Linked DNA regions of Homo sapiens: all the other regions are linked to region 3. A link is a contact called in ENCODE Hi-C or POLR2A ChIA-PET data. All regions are on one chromosome and are shown on one strand. Each heading gives the region's core, a stretch centred on a gene start or an enhancer-like site at or near the end of the contact. The rest is flanking DNA. Distances are from core to core; before and after follow the strand shown. Region 1 holds the start of SUSD3 (sushi domain containing 3). Region 2 holds the start of CARD19 (caspase recruitment domain family member 19). Region 3 holds the start of IARS1 (isoleucyl-tRNA synthetase 1).

Evidence for each region. Hi-C counts contacts between places; a loop is a spot of excess contacts on that map. ChIA-PET counts read pairs that join two places held with the same protein, here RNA polymerase II (POLR2A). Pooled maps may share reads with other maps.
Region 1: a loop to region 3 is called in a pooled map, with 5 times the contacts of the local background. The contact joins the promoter of SUSD3 here to the promoter of IARS1 in region 3. A Hi-C loop is called at or near these places in 2 of 37 single-sample maps with no recorded cell type and 6 of 50 pooled maps. POLR2A ChIA-PET finds 5 or more read pairs at or near these places in 3 of 52 experiments (A673, GM12878 and activated CD4-positive, alpha-beta T cell).
Region 2: a map of gastrocnemius medialis shows a loop between it and region 3 (19-fold over the local background). The contact joins the promoter of CARD19 here to the promoter of IARS1 in region 3. A Hi-C loop is called at or near these places in 1 of 168 maps with a recorded cell type or tissue (gastrocnemius medialis), 4 of 37 single-sample maps with no recorded cell type and 13 of 50 pooled maps. POLR2A ChIA-PET finds 5 or more read pairs at or near these places in 1 of 52 experiments (naive thymus-derived CD8-positive, alpha-beta T cell).

The regions. Positions count from the first base shown.
Region 1 is chr9:93,056,999-93,061,242 of GRCh38, reverse strand. It overlaps SUSD3 (sushi domain containing 3), which reads right to left and starts at 2,542. Exons shown (of 5, transcript NM_145006.4): 1 at 2,413-2,542. The coding sequence starts at 2,500. RefSeq lists enhancers at 368-417, 486-1,466, 1,467-2,447 and silencers at 1,958-2,367, 2,378-2,827.
Region 2 is chr9:93,094,932-93,099,498 of GRCh38, reverse strand. CARD19 (caspase recruitment domain family member 19) reads right to left here and starts at 3,282. Exons shown (of 6, transcript NM_032310.5): 1 at 3,147-3,282. The coding sequence starts at 3,153. LOC101927993 (a long non-coding RNA gene) reads left to right here and starts at 3,989. Exons shown (of 4, transcript NR_188444.1): 1 at 3,989-4,131; 2 at 4,485-4,567. RefSeq lists enhancers at 982-1,051, 4,245-4,294 and silencers at 2,925-3,034, 3,055-3,804, 3,825-4,134.
Region 3 is chr9:92,292,447-92,297,082 of GRCh38, reverse strand. It overlaps IARS1 (isoleucyl-tRNA synthetase 1), which reads left to right and starts at 3,386. Exons shown (of 34, transcript NM_002161.6): 1 at 3,386-3,472. It overlaps MIR3651 (microRNA 3651), which reads left to right and starts at 4,536; the gene lies at 4,536-4,625. It overlaps SNORA84 (small nucleolar RNA, H/ACA box 84), which reads left to right and starts at 4,490; the gene lies at 4,490-4,622. RefSeq lists an enhancer at 2,955-3,004.

The sequences.
Region 1 (4,244 bases), core at 1,293-3,792, 770 kb before region 3:
GCACCAGCAGAGCATGCCTCCTGCTACCCCCTCTCCAGGCCCTTCCTCCAAGGCCCTTCCACGGATGCCAGGGGGGTTACCTACAGCCACTGGAACCCTGCTTTCCTGGACAATCTCCCAGATCAGGGAGTGCTGGGGCTGACCTGGGAGCAGGGCCAGGGGCCAGTCATACAACAAACATGATAAACTCCTACTCTGAGCTAGTCTCCCCCGCGCCCTGCCCTTCTCCCAGGGCGCTCATGGGAGATGAGGGAAGACCACTTCCTGCCTCTCAGGAAGATCAGTCTGTCCACACTACTGTGCTCTTCATATCTACTCTAGGAAAACCAGTGGTAATGGCCCCATTTTAAAGATGGTGGGAAAAACACACATCCCCGTGCTATGTTTTTGGTTTTTGTTTTGTTTTGAGACAGAATCTCGCTCTGTTGCCCAGGGTGGAGTGCAGTGAGGTGATCACAGCTCACTGTAGCCTCGAACTCTGGACGAAAGCAATCCTTCCACCTTTCAGCCTCCCGAATAGCTGGGACTACAGGCGCATGCCACCATGCTCAGCTAATTTTTTTTTTGCATTTTTTGTAGATACGGGGTCTTGCTATGTTACCCAGGTTGGTTTCGAGCTCCTGGACTCAAGCAATCCGCCCACCTCAGCCTCCCAAAGTGTGGGATTAGAGGCATGAGCCACCACTCCTGGTCAGTGGTGTTTTAGTGTCAAATCCTCTCCAAAGGCTCCCAACCCCCCAGCCTCTAACTTCACAGCACATTTCACAGAGCAAGAAACTGAGGTCACATGGCAGGGGAGTGATGGAGTCCAGATGATGGCATCATCCCTGCACCAGAACAAGTACCCTCCCTGGGCTCCACTGGGCCTGTCCACAAGCTTGGGGGCAGGTATACAGTGGGGAAACTGGGGCACATGGGGAAACTGAGGCACAGAGGTACAGCGACTCACCCCAGGTCACAGGGGGGATCCTAACCCAAAACTCCAACAAGGGGGCCAGTGCCTGGGAAGTGGTCATGGTGGTCAGAGGCAGAGCCAGGGCCAGGCAGGATGAACAAGAGCACAGGGTGCCAGACTAAGCTCCATTCCCAGCACAAATTCCAAGGCAAACAGCCTTTTGTATGCAAATATGCCAGAGCCTCCAGATACTCCCTGGCCTTGGGCTGACCTTGGGCAAGTCAAGGCTATCCAAAGGGCACTGGCACCCACGCCCCCAGGCTGTTGTGCCAGTAGAAGGGGCTCCTCAGGTAGTACCAGGCCCTGGGCAGGCCTTGCTCAAACACAGGAGCAAAAGTGCTCATCACCCCAACACCAAATTAGGGACTCTGGACATTAGGCTGCCAGAGTCAAACTAAATAAACCAAATCCACCAGCGCCAGGAACAAGTCTCAGCGCCCACTTTGCTGAGCTGCGGACCTCTGCTCGGTGAATTAGCTCCCTGAGCCGCAGTTTCCCCAACTGTGAGAGGAAGCCATTCTCCTGCCACCTTCCTGCCAGTTCCCTGGGGCTGCAGGCTGACAGTGTGACCTGGTCCAGCCCACCCCACTCCGGGCCTCAGCTTCCTCCTGCGCAGAGCCTTAGCCCCGCAACGCCTGAGACGCCCAGAACCCTCAGGCCTAACGTTCGTGGGCAGTGGCCGCGGAAGTAAGCTTTTGGGATATCTGAGACCCAGAGTTCCGGTTTGGTTCCGTTTCTAAAAGGGTTAGACTTTAGAATCATTCAAGGAGCAAGGCCAGCATTCGAACCCCGGAGCCTTGGGCACGGGAGCAGACAACTCTTTAAGCACATTCTTGAATTCAAACACTTAAAAGTAAAATAAAAAGCAGCTTCTCTTCCTTCCAAAGGCCTCTGAGCCTCCTCCGAGACAGCCGAGGCGATCCCAAGCCTGGCTACAGGGTGACCTCGGACAGCCACTCCCCTCTCGCAGGCTCAGTTTCTCCATCTGTAAAGTGGAGCTGCGCTGGTCACCAAGGAATCGTGAAGATGACACCTCCCTCAGGCGCAGAGAGGGCTCCCGGCTCCCCCCTCCCGCCCCCGCGCCACCCGCCCGCCAGGTGAGGCCGGTTTCGACTTCCCCGGGAGGGGCGCGGAGGGGCCCGGAGCCTGCGGCGTGGAGAGGCTTGGCCGGCCGCGCTGTCCGCAGACGCCCGGGACCAAGGCGCTGCGGCCACTCGGGAACGGGCGCGCGGGCTGCTGCGTGCAGCCGCCTGGTTTCGAACTGCTCGCTGCCAGGCTTCGGCTCCGCTAGGGCGCCTGCTGGGCCGGCGGAGGGTCGAGGAGGTTCGTCCTCGGGGCAGATCGTTGCTGTGGCCCCCACCCACGGCTGTGCGGCCCCGCGACCCCCTCCCCTCGGCTTTCCCGTCTGTGAAATGGGCGCAGAGCCCCGCACGCGGCCACTCGGCCCCAGCCCTCACCTGTGCGGTTCCCTGGGGCAGGCGTGGTGACCCCGGCCCGCCCCCGGGGCCTCGCCTTGCCACGGAGGGTGGCGGCCGCCCAGCGCATCCTGCGCGCTCCGAGGCGCTTGGCGGGGTCTGCCAGGGGAGTGAGCCCGGCTTGTGGGGGCGGGGCCTGGGCCTGGGCCTGGGTGAGGGGCGGGGAGGCCCCGCCCTCCACGCCCGCCCAGGGGCGGTTCCATGCAACTTACAGACCACGCCCACACGTTGGACTGGGGCCGAGGTCCGGCCGGGGGCTGTGGGCGGGGGCCCTTGGGGAGACCAAATACCCAGCGGGCCAAGGCAGCCGGCTGAGCGGAAAGTGTTGCTACTCCGGGGCGTTGCACGCGTGGCTACCTCTGCCCAACACCCTTCCCCCATCCCTTCCTGTTCTCACCTTCACTCCTAGTGTGGTTTTTCCATGTGCTTCTGTGTTTTTATTTTTTGAGCAGGATTTTGCCTTCTCAGGGTGCCGGATTCGGCCGGTACCAAAGGGCAAACAGCAAAACGCCTCCCCGGCCCGCCCCTCCCGTAACCCACTCACCCCCAGAGTCCTGTGTGGACCCAGCCTTCTTTCCCTGTCTCTCACTGGGCCAGGCCGTCTGAGGCACACTGAGGTCTGGGTGCCCTTGTTGTCTTCGGTTCTCACTGAGGGGCCCCCGGCTGGGGGAAACAGGATGGAAAGCCCTGGGGTCTGTCTGCAGGGCCCACCACACCTGGAGGCCTCCCTTCTCCTGGCTTCCCCTTCCCACCCAGCTCCACTTGCAGCAGGCCCAGAGCTGTGATCCGGGCTCTTTCTCTCCCTCTGACCCCACCCAACCCAGGCTTAGCCCCCTGCCCAGGCAGCCACCAAAGGGTTGGGTGTGGTGTCAGGCCTCAGACATCCTGGATCTTGGGCTGCTTGTGGGAGACCACCTGAGCCATGCCTATTCCTGTGGAGCTGGCAAAGGCAATCCTGGCAGAGGGAACAGCAGGTGCAAAGGCCCTGGTTTGGCAATGTGTGGCAGCAGAAGCCCAGTGCGGCTGGCTTAGGCATGCCTCCAGGAGCGCAGAAGGTGGCCCAGGTGGGCCAGGCTGGCTCTAGAGTGCCTGGCAGGTGACCGTGAAGAGTGTGGATGTTCAGGTGGACCATGAAGCAGGGTTCCAGCAGGGCAGCCCCTCCCCGTCTCTGCTTTCCGAGCCCTCCAAAGCTGAGGTTCAGTGTGAAACGTGAGGGGCCCTCCCCCTTTCGCCATCAGGGTTGGCGTCACCCCTGATATGTTCTTCCCACTTGGACTTGTGGGTCACACACGATGGCTTACTTCAATCTCCTTTATTCAAAATCAAGCATGTGTATTCTTTCTGCCATGTCGGGAAGGGCAGGGCCATCAGCAGTGCCCACTCCAGACCACACTCTGGGACCCCAGAATGTCTTGCCAAGTGGCCCCTAGCCCACCTCTCAGGCCTGTGTGGTCCCTTCCCTGGTTTTGCCCACCATGCACCACCAGGCAGAAGGCCACTGCCTGTAGGTGCATGGACAGGGCTGGGAGGGAGGTCTGGGGCAGCCCTCCAATAGCTGGGTGGAGCTAGGTGGGGATGGAAAACACCAGGCTGCCTGCAGCTCCCTAAGCCACCACGCTGTGACCCAGGCCTTCAGGAGCCTTCAAATGCTAAACACCTGGCCATTTAGGAAGTGTGTTTCCTAGAGCTGTGTAACATAGTACCCCAGACTGGGTGCCTGAGAACAACAGAAATTTATTGTCTTATGGTTCAGGAGGCCAGAAGTCTGAGATCAGGGTGTCGGCAGGCCTGCAGTCCCTCCAAAAACTCCAGGA
Region 2 (4,567 bases), core at 2,033-4,532, 800 kb before region 3:
GGTAGGGAAACTAAGGCACAGTGAGAAGATAAGGTACCTGCCCAAGACTGCAACCAGATATGAAGTGACAGATCAAGATCCAGGCCCAGGCACAGCCATGTTGAGGACCACCTCTTGATATTCAGACGTTCTGCCTCTCTAATTAACATGGAAATTCACTGTAATCAGCTACAGCAGTCTACTCCCTGCCAGTCCAAAAGCACGCCCAAGGCTGTCCTCTCCAGCATTGCCCACTTGGCTGAGCACCCAGTAGGTGCTCACTAAAGAGTTCTGCAGGCCGGACGCGGTGGCTCACGCCTATAATCCCAGCACTTTGGGAGGCCGAGGCAGATGGATCATGAGGTCAGGAGTTCAAGACCAGCCTGGGCAACATGGTGAAACCCCATCTCTACTAAAAATACAAAAAAAATTAGCTGGTCATGCTGGCACACGCCTGTATTCCCAGCTACTCAGAAGGCTGAGCCAGCTACTCAGGAGGCTAAGGCAGAAGAATTCCTTGAACCCAGGAGGCAGAGGTTGCAGTGAGCCAAGATTGCACCACTGCACTCCAGCTTGGGTGACAGAATGAGACTCTGTCTCAAAAAAAAAAAAAAAAAAAGAGTTCTGCAATGTATGGTCCAAGACCCAGGGGCAAGGGCTGTAGGTGGACCGTGGCCAGCATCCTGTAGTGGCTTCCTCCTGCCCTGCAAGCCGCTAACCAGGCAGAGCCTCCGCTGCTGCAGAGCCATGAGTCACCATGAGCCGTGAGTCAGCTGGCACAGGCCGCACGGTCCGGAGGCTGAAGCCAGGCTCTGCGGCTTGGGGGTCCTGTGCTTCCTGTGGTTGCGAGTTGTGCACACAAACAGGCAGCACTTGGAAGCCAGAAAAGGCACAAGAAGGGAAACCATCTCAGTGCCAGCTCCCGATAAACAAGTCCCTGAACTGTTTTTACAGGACAAAGGAAGATGGCTCGCTCTGGCACAGACCTGGCAAGCCTTCACCACGCCCTACATCCCCTTCCTTCTTGCCAGGCTGGCACCAGGACTATGGACCCCCATTCAAACACCCCAATATGAACCTTCTTATCAGCCCAGACTGATGCCCTCAGCCTGGCATTCAAGGCCCCGTGGGAGCTGGCCCCACCCACTCTCACCGGGCCCTCTAGGCCCACAAGACATCTCAGCCCAGGCTGAGAATACCTGTTCCTTGGTTTCCACCTGGTTAATTCATGTTCACCTTGCTGTTCTACGTGCAAAAGGCCTTCCTGAGTTCCTGTCATCCCCAACCAACTGGAGTCCAGACACTTGGGCATCAACCTCCTCTCCCGAATTTCTTCCAGGAAACCCCTTCTCTCAGTGCTCAGCCCAACTAAAACTGCTCACTCCCCGGCACAGCCCAGGGGGTAACTTGTCAAGCACCTGCCCCACGCAGACACCTCCTCAGCGTTCTGCAGGCACTGGCTCACATGCGCTGCTCACAGCGAGGGCTGGCGCAAGGCAGGACCCCAGTTGGTGCATGGAGGCAGTGAGCCTGGGACTATGGGTCTGCAGCCTCGCAGGGCTGTCCATATGACCCTCCCAGAGCTGTGCTCCATGGGCCTTGGTTCCCCATCCCAAAAACTAAGGGTTGTGAGGGAATGTCTCCAGGCCCAGTGAGTAGACATAGCAGGTAGGAAGCATACACTGGACAAGGTGAGGCCTATAGTCAGAGCCTTCAGGGACCCCTGCCTGATGTGGTTTCCCAGCTCCAGGGTCCCCTTATGCAAGGAAGCTTCCCTGACAGGCAGAAAGGGACAAAGTCCCTTTGTGCAGGAAGGCTCCTTAATGGACAGCAAGGCCTCAGGCTCTGCCAACACCCAGTCCCTGGGACAGGGCTCCCTGGAGACCAACACAGCTCTGAGTTGTGTCCCACGCATTCTGATGAACTCACTAAGGGAATTACGGAATCCCAGCCTGGGCAGGGCACAATTTAAGACTTTGTTTCCCCATCTGTACACAGACGAGATATTCCAGGTGTCCCCATCTGATCATTTTCAAACAGGAATCACCCAACACAGGGTCCAATGCACAGTAAGTGCTCAGAAATGAGAGCCACAAATAAGAAGAGTTAGAAGGGAGGACAAAGGGGAGCAGGTGGCAGCTGGGGTCTCTTGTGGCCTAGGCTGGAAGTCTCTTCTGGCCTGGTGTCCTGGAAGTCATCAGTTTCCAGCCCATGAGATCCTATTTGTGGGCAGGACCTAGGCTGAGACTCAAGAGAGCGAGCACCGAGAGAGGACTAGGGACTTCTGGGGCTACCCTGAGCCCCTGAGCCAATTCTGCTCCATGAAACAGAACAGTAAGAATGAAGTGTAGCTTCTGGGAACCCCCATACTCCCTGGCCGGGCTGCCATGGGGTCCCTTACCAGCCCATCACCCTCATGGGGCTTCTCCAACAGGGGAAGGTCCACAGGGCAGAGTCACCCTGTTTGGGATCAGGAGGATGGTGGGCAGGTCCCCAGACCAGAGAGGCCCTGGGGAGGAAGGCTGGGCTGGGGCCACTAGCGTGGAGCACAACAACCTTGGGGGGTCCAGTCGCTGTCCCCGATTCTCTTAGAACTAAACAGGGGCAAGAGCGTCGTGGACCACCGAAGGAGTCTGGGAGACTCCAAGAGTCCCACAGGAATCACATGCCGCCGAGGAACGCATCGCCTGTCCCGCGACCTCGCTGGGGTGGTTGTAAGGATGGAGCGTTGTTTCCGTGGCCAGAATCACAGCAGGACCGCTGTGAATTCTCTCCGGTGTCATTTCTACCACCTCCTACTCTTTCAGACCAAATTCCCCACCACGGGACACACACACATTGGCAGTGGCTGAGCCCAGACCGCGGCTGTGCAGCCCCACCCTGGAGCTGCCTTGTAGCCCCCGCCCTCTTCGGGCCCCGCACCTGGCCACCACCCATCATGCCCGGCACCGCCTCGGCTGGCACGGCCCCGCCGGGTAGAAGCCCCGGGACACCCACCACTTCGCGGGGGTGCACTCGCGCACCACCGACAGCTGACGGGCCAAGGTCACTCGGCCCCCGCTGCCCAGGCGCGGCCTGCAGGCGACTCGCAAGGCAGCCGGACCCCCGGGCCGGGCCACCCATCCAGGGCGCCCGCATCCCTGCCGCCCAGCCGACCCCGTGCCCACCTGTCATGGCGACGGACACAGCGCCGCCCGCAGTCCCCAGCGGTCTGCCCCGCCGCGCGTCCGCCCCTCGGTCAGCCGCCCGGTCCACCAGCTCCAGCGAACGCCGCCCGCGGGCCGTGCTCGCCCGCCCCTTTTGGCTAGGCCAGCCCCCCGGCTTTGGCTGTGTAGCCTCGGGGACTCTAAACCCCGCCCTTTGACGAGCCCCGCCCCCTACCGTTAGGCCCCGCCCCTTCCGCGCCCGCTACGGCTCCCCCAGGGCTCTAAACTCCGCCCCTCTCACTCGAGTCCCGCCCCCTTGCCGTCCTGGGATAGGCCGCTGCGAGGATCCTGGAGCCTTGCCCCTCACTCGAGCCCCGCCCCCTCCGGCGTCGGCTTCCGCCTCTCCCGGAGTTCTGAGCCCCGCCCTGCACCTGAACCCCGCCCCCTCCGACGACGGCTTCCGAGCCTCAAGGAACCCCCCACCGGGCCCCGCCCCTTACTCGAGCCCCGCCCCCCTCCGTCGTCGGCCTCCGCGCCTCCAGGGGCCCTGAGCCCCGCCCCTTCCTGCTCTGCCATGCGACTGCGGGCGTGGGCGGGCGACTGCGGGCGTGGGCGGGCGCCACCGGACTCCCGCCCCTCCCAGCGTCAGTTAAGACGCCGCGAGGGGCCCAGAGTCCCTCCCCTCGCTGGGCCCCGGTCCCGCCGGCGTCTATAACGCCGTCGCAGCGGCCTTTAACCCCGCCTCTCACTCGAGCCCTGCCCGCGTCCAAGTCCCGCCCTCAAGGCGGCCTCAGCTACGACCGCCGCGCGCCTCCCTGGAGGCGCCCGCTCCTGCCCGGAGCCCTGCCCGTCTTGGGCCCGCCCTTCCGGGCCCTGCCGCGTTGAGTGGCGGAGTCGGGATCCAGGTGGCCCGCCGGCCGGCTCAGTCCACCTCCCCGCTCCCGGCCTCGCGCCCCACCCCTTGGATGAGAAAACTGAAACTGAGAGGGGACGTGACTGATCCAACGTCATACAGAAAGTCAGGCCCTGGGGAGTACAGGGCCAGGCCTGGGGCAAAAGGCCGGTGGGCGTCCAGTACGCCACAGGGACCAGCCAAAGGAGGCAGTGCCCAGTGATGCTTTCCCAAATCCAGGGGAGAAGGACTCAACGGTGTGACCTCGCTCGGCGGGGTGGGGGGGGGACACCTTCTTGGGGGACCCCAGTCCCCCACCTTCAAAAGAAGACACTAGCTTGACAGTGTGACCCGAACTAGAGAGGTCACTTAACCTGCCTGAGCCTCAGTTTCCTGGACTGTAAAATGAGTGACCTTGGGCCAACTCCACTTCCCTCCCGCTTTCCTTCCTGCTTTCCCTCTCGTAGGCCTGGCATTTCCAGCTCCGGAGCCCGCCACAAGAAGCTCCTAGCCCCACATGATGTGAATGCACTGGGCCCCAGCCAGGAAG
Region 3 (4,636 bases), core at 2,137-4,636:
AAACCAACCTGCCTAGATTTCAAGACATACGTCTCCTATCAAAATGGGCTCTGTATGAAATAGTATTACATAGGCCGGGCGTGATGGCGCACACCTGTAATCTCAGTACTTTGGGAGGCCAAGGCGGGCGGATCATGAGGAGGTCAGGATTTCAAGACCAGCCTGGCCAACATGGTGAAACCCCATCTCTACTAAAAATGCAAAAATTAGCTGGGTGTGGTGGCTCACACCTGTAATCCCAGCTGCTAGGGAGGCTGATACAGGAGAATCACTTGAACCCAGGAGGCAGAGGTTGCAGTGCTGAGATCATGTTGCTGCACTCCAGCCTGGGTAACAGAGTGAGACTCCATCTTAAAAAAAAAAAAAAAAAGAAATAGTATTATATAGTTCCAAGGGACTATCATTAAGCCATGATGTGTGTACCTAAAATTAGTATTTATTGATTTACCTATGCTGAATATAAACTCTTAACTGTTGGGATTTCATCTGGTGTGTTAACCATTATGACCCTAGGGCTTATGCTCTATGTTTTTTTAGTAAGGGTCCAAGGAACTAAATAACTTGAAGAGTAATTCTGGATTCCTAGGTTTCCAAAACTTCAGACTTCAAGGAGAGTGTGGACAACTAAGCAGCAGGATAAATAATTCACACTTTCTACCTTCTCTTGATGTAGATCACATTTGTACCTTATTTTCTATTGCTGCATAGCAAATCATCTCAGTAACAATCATTTATTTTATGCACAAATACTGCAATTTGGTCAACACTCACTAGGGACTGCTGATCTGTGCTGTGTGCTTTCACTGGGGTGGTTCAGCTAGGGCTACGGGATCTGTTTCTAAGATGGCCCACTCAGTGCCTGTTCATGGGCTTCCTTACAGCATAGCAAAAAAGCTCTAGGAGCAAGTGTTCTCAGAGGCAGGAAGCAGATGCTGCCTGTCTCTTAAGGCCTGGCCCAGAAACCGGCTCAGTCACTTCACTGTATTCTACAGGTTTAAACTGACACACAGCCCAACCAGACTGAAAGGGAGGGGACACAGATCCTCACTTCTTAGTGGGAGGAGTGTCAGAATGTGTGGCCGTAATTTAAATCCGGCACATGTTTCACAAGCAGACAAATAAGTAACATCAAGTAGCCTTGCCCACCCCCCAGTTCCTGCTCCCCAGATGAAACCACCTTCAGCAATTTAATTTCTCTAGTATTTACCTCCATGTTTCTACCTAACATGCTTATGCTCTGATTTCTTGGTTTTTCACTTCCAGACACTACATATTCTGAAAAGGTGAAAAAATTATTCACCTCTTCAGTCCAAGTAATATATTTTGACTACAGTTAACTTTTTTGCTGGAATTTTTTCATTTGCTTAACTTTTTCTAGACTTAGTCTTCCCATACCTTCCAACTGTGGGACATGATGAGGTTTCTCTTCAAATAGCCTGATCAATCCTTTATTCTTTAATTCACAGTGCCCCCCTCTTCCCTTTTTCTCCTCTTTCCTTTCTGCCTTTGTTACATGCCTAGACAGGCCACAGTACCAGGCGTTATCAGTACCAGCTCGTATTCCTTATCCGAAGAGAAGACTAGCTCTCTAGCTCATTACAGACAGCCCTTCCCCCTTTCCCCTCTCTCTTACGTGCCCACCTTATCTAAAGAAAGTTAAAATGTTTAGCCAACTGTGGTTATTTTAGATTGTGAGGCCCAACTCCGGCCAATGGAGAAAGGGTACAGGGGCAGGGTTTGTGTCAGGGATAAAGGTTCTCGTGCCCCTTTGTTCTGGTGTGCTCTCATGGTGACTGGCCAAGGAGAAGCACCCCTCTGCGCAGAAGTAAAATTGCTTTGCTGAAAATCCTTTGTTTGAATGTTCAATTTCCTTAGGATTTTGAGCATTATTTCCAACACAACAGTACTATTAATATAAATGTTTCTCAATCAAATTTTTAAATAATTAGACTTGGCCTACCTCACCTTTGTCCAGGAGCCCTCTGTCTGGCTCTATCTGGGCTCTCTGGATAGGTGACAAAAATGAACTGAACAAGGTGGCAACGTGAGGAATGTGAAAACTTCAAACACATTCCAAATACTTTCAGTTAATTAACAAGATTTGCAGCTATTAAATTATGTACGTTATGTGAGTATAGTCAGAACACTGAGTTACCCATGATGGAGGACATGAAACCACTTTAATCCTTCACACAGGGCCAAGACGGTAAGTAAAGTTAAATATATGCTGAACAGACTATCAAAATGTTCCTAAACTTAATAAGAAACTGCATTCTACCTATTCTAGGCCAGATAAATTTTTTATATCCCTCTAACGGATACAATAGGCAGCTACGGAACTACTCCCAATTTGGCAAGATCCAGAATTTCCTTTAGAGGCTCTGGGGCCAAAGCCCGAGGCCTACTGCCCTTTGCAAGGCTCCAGATTTTAACCAGCAGATCAGTAAGGTACCAAGCCGACTCATAGCAATGATAATAAGTATGCAGGCCGGGTGCAGTGGCTCATGCCTGTAATCCCAACAGTTAAGGAGGCTAAGGCAAGCAGATCGCTTGAGCCCACGAGTTTGACAGCAGCCTAGGCAACATAGCAAGACCCCGTTGCTACAGAAAATACAAAAATTAGCCGGGCGTGGTGGCGCTAGCCTGTAGTCCCAGCTACTTGGCCAGGGATGAGGTGCGAGGATCATCTGATCCGGGGAGGTTGAGGCTGCAGTGAGCCATGACCGTGCCACTGCACTCCAGCCTGGGCGACAGAATGAGACCGCTTCTCAAAAAAAGAAAAAAAAATCGTTTGTGCAATGTTTTCATTACCGGAAACATTTTAAGTAAAATACAATAAAACTTTTAAATCTGGTTGTCAGACCCTTCCTTCCCTTTTGTTATTATCGTTTCACGTAGCCATTTATGATAGGAGAAGCGGCTTTGGGGTCGGCGGCTCAGGGCCCAAAAGTATAATTATTAAAGCCACCTCTCCGGAAGTTGCTGTTTGTCGTTATCAATTTAGGTACGAAGTGTCCAGTCAGATAAATACTGACAAAAGCAAACAAGATGAAGAACATGAGCCCCGACCTCGGCGCCCCTTCCCAGTGGGCCGTCACCTACCCGGAGGTGCCCACAACCCGAGTGAGACCTCGGTCTACACTACTGCAACGGATACAAGCAGCACGCACAGCGCCGCCCTCAGCGCTGGTTCGTTTTCCACGTGGAGGCGCAAAACCAGCAAGCACCACTGTCGCACCATCCGAGCCAGTGGGCGCAATCATGTCCGGCGCGACCAATCGGCGCCTGGCTTGTTGGCAGGTGTCAGGCAGCGCGCACTGATTGGCCGGTGCGGAGCCTGTCTCCTTCACTGGATCCCGCATTTTCAGCGCGTTGCATCACCTCCGTGCGCCCGGTTGCAGCGTGGACGCCGGATGAGTTGCTTTTAGGCTTGCTGGCCCGCGGGGCTGTCCAGGCACGCGAGGCCCCTCAGGTACGCCCTCTCTTCCCTGCAGGATCCGGCCCTCAAAGACGAGGGTCACGCACGCGTTACAACCCCGAAACAGTAGCACAAGATTTAATTTTTAAAAGAGCGTGTTTCTTCGGGGCTTGCCGTTCGTTCGTTTCCAGCCTCAGGAATTTATGGTCGCCTTTTTGAATGAGGTAGTGTTTGAAATGAGTAAAATCTTTTTAAAATGATATACATAGTATAAATTGATATAGCTGTGACTTTATGTATAGGCAATACGTATTTTTATATGTCTTAATTTATTACCTTCAATGGCTGCGAGATACTTATTTTATTGATGTACCGTAATTTACTTCAGTCACCATGAATATTTAGATTGTTTTCAGTTATTTGCCTGGAGAAACAATTATTCGGTGAATGTCATTGTATACACATTTTGTACATTTGCATGAGTATACCTGTGGAGTCTATGTTAATAGGATATAACTAAATTGAGGAAACGTTTGAGACGGTCCCACTTTCAGGTTACATTTGACTTAATAGATTATGAAGACCTGAGAATAAAAGGAGAAACAGAAATGGATTTAGAGGAGAATGAAAAGGGGGAACAGAAATAGGCTTATAGGTAGGATCCACATGACTTGATGATTAATTGGTTGTGTGTATCTTCTGAGTAGTGTCAGGGGTGACTCAAAAATGTCATGCCTAAGTAATGGGAAGAATATTGGAACCACTAATACAGTAGTTTAAAAGGGAAGCAATTCTGGAAGGAATTATGAAATTTTAAACAAAACATGGTTTTAGTGTGCGTTTCTAAAATATATTGAGGCAAAATAATATGAAGTAATGTGAATAATATGTAGTTAATATCAGGGAGGGTGGTCTCGAAATTGCTGAACGGGAAGTTGAGGTTAAGGTGACCTGAAGGAGTTGTGGAGCAGCGAAGAGTCAAGGGCCTGGATTATAATAAGAGGGAAGCAAAGGGGATGGCATCCCTCTGCACAACAAGGTTGTTGTGCAAGGTTAACCTGCTCTGTCCCTGCCCTGTGGTTGCTGGATGCTGTTGTGCATGGACAGCTCTCCAGTGGATTCGATGGGCCATAGCAATCCTGTGATTTATGCATGGAGGCTGCTTCTCCTCAGCAGCTGCCATAGCCCGGTCGCTGGTACATGATTCTTCCTGAATAG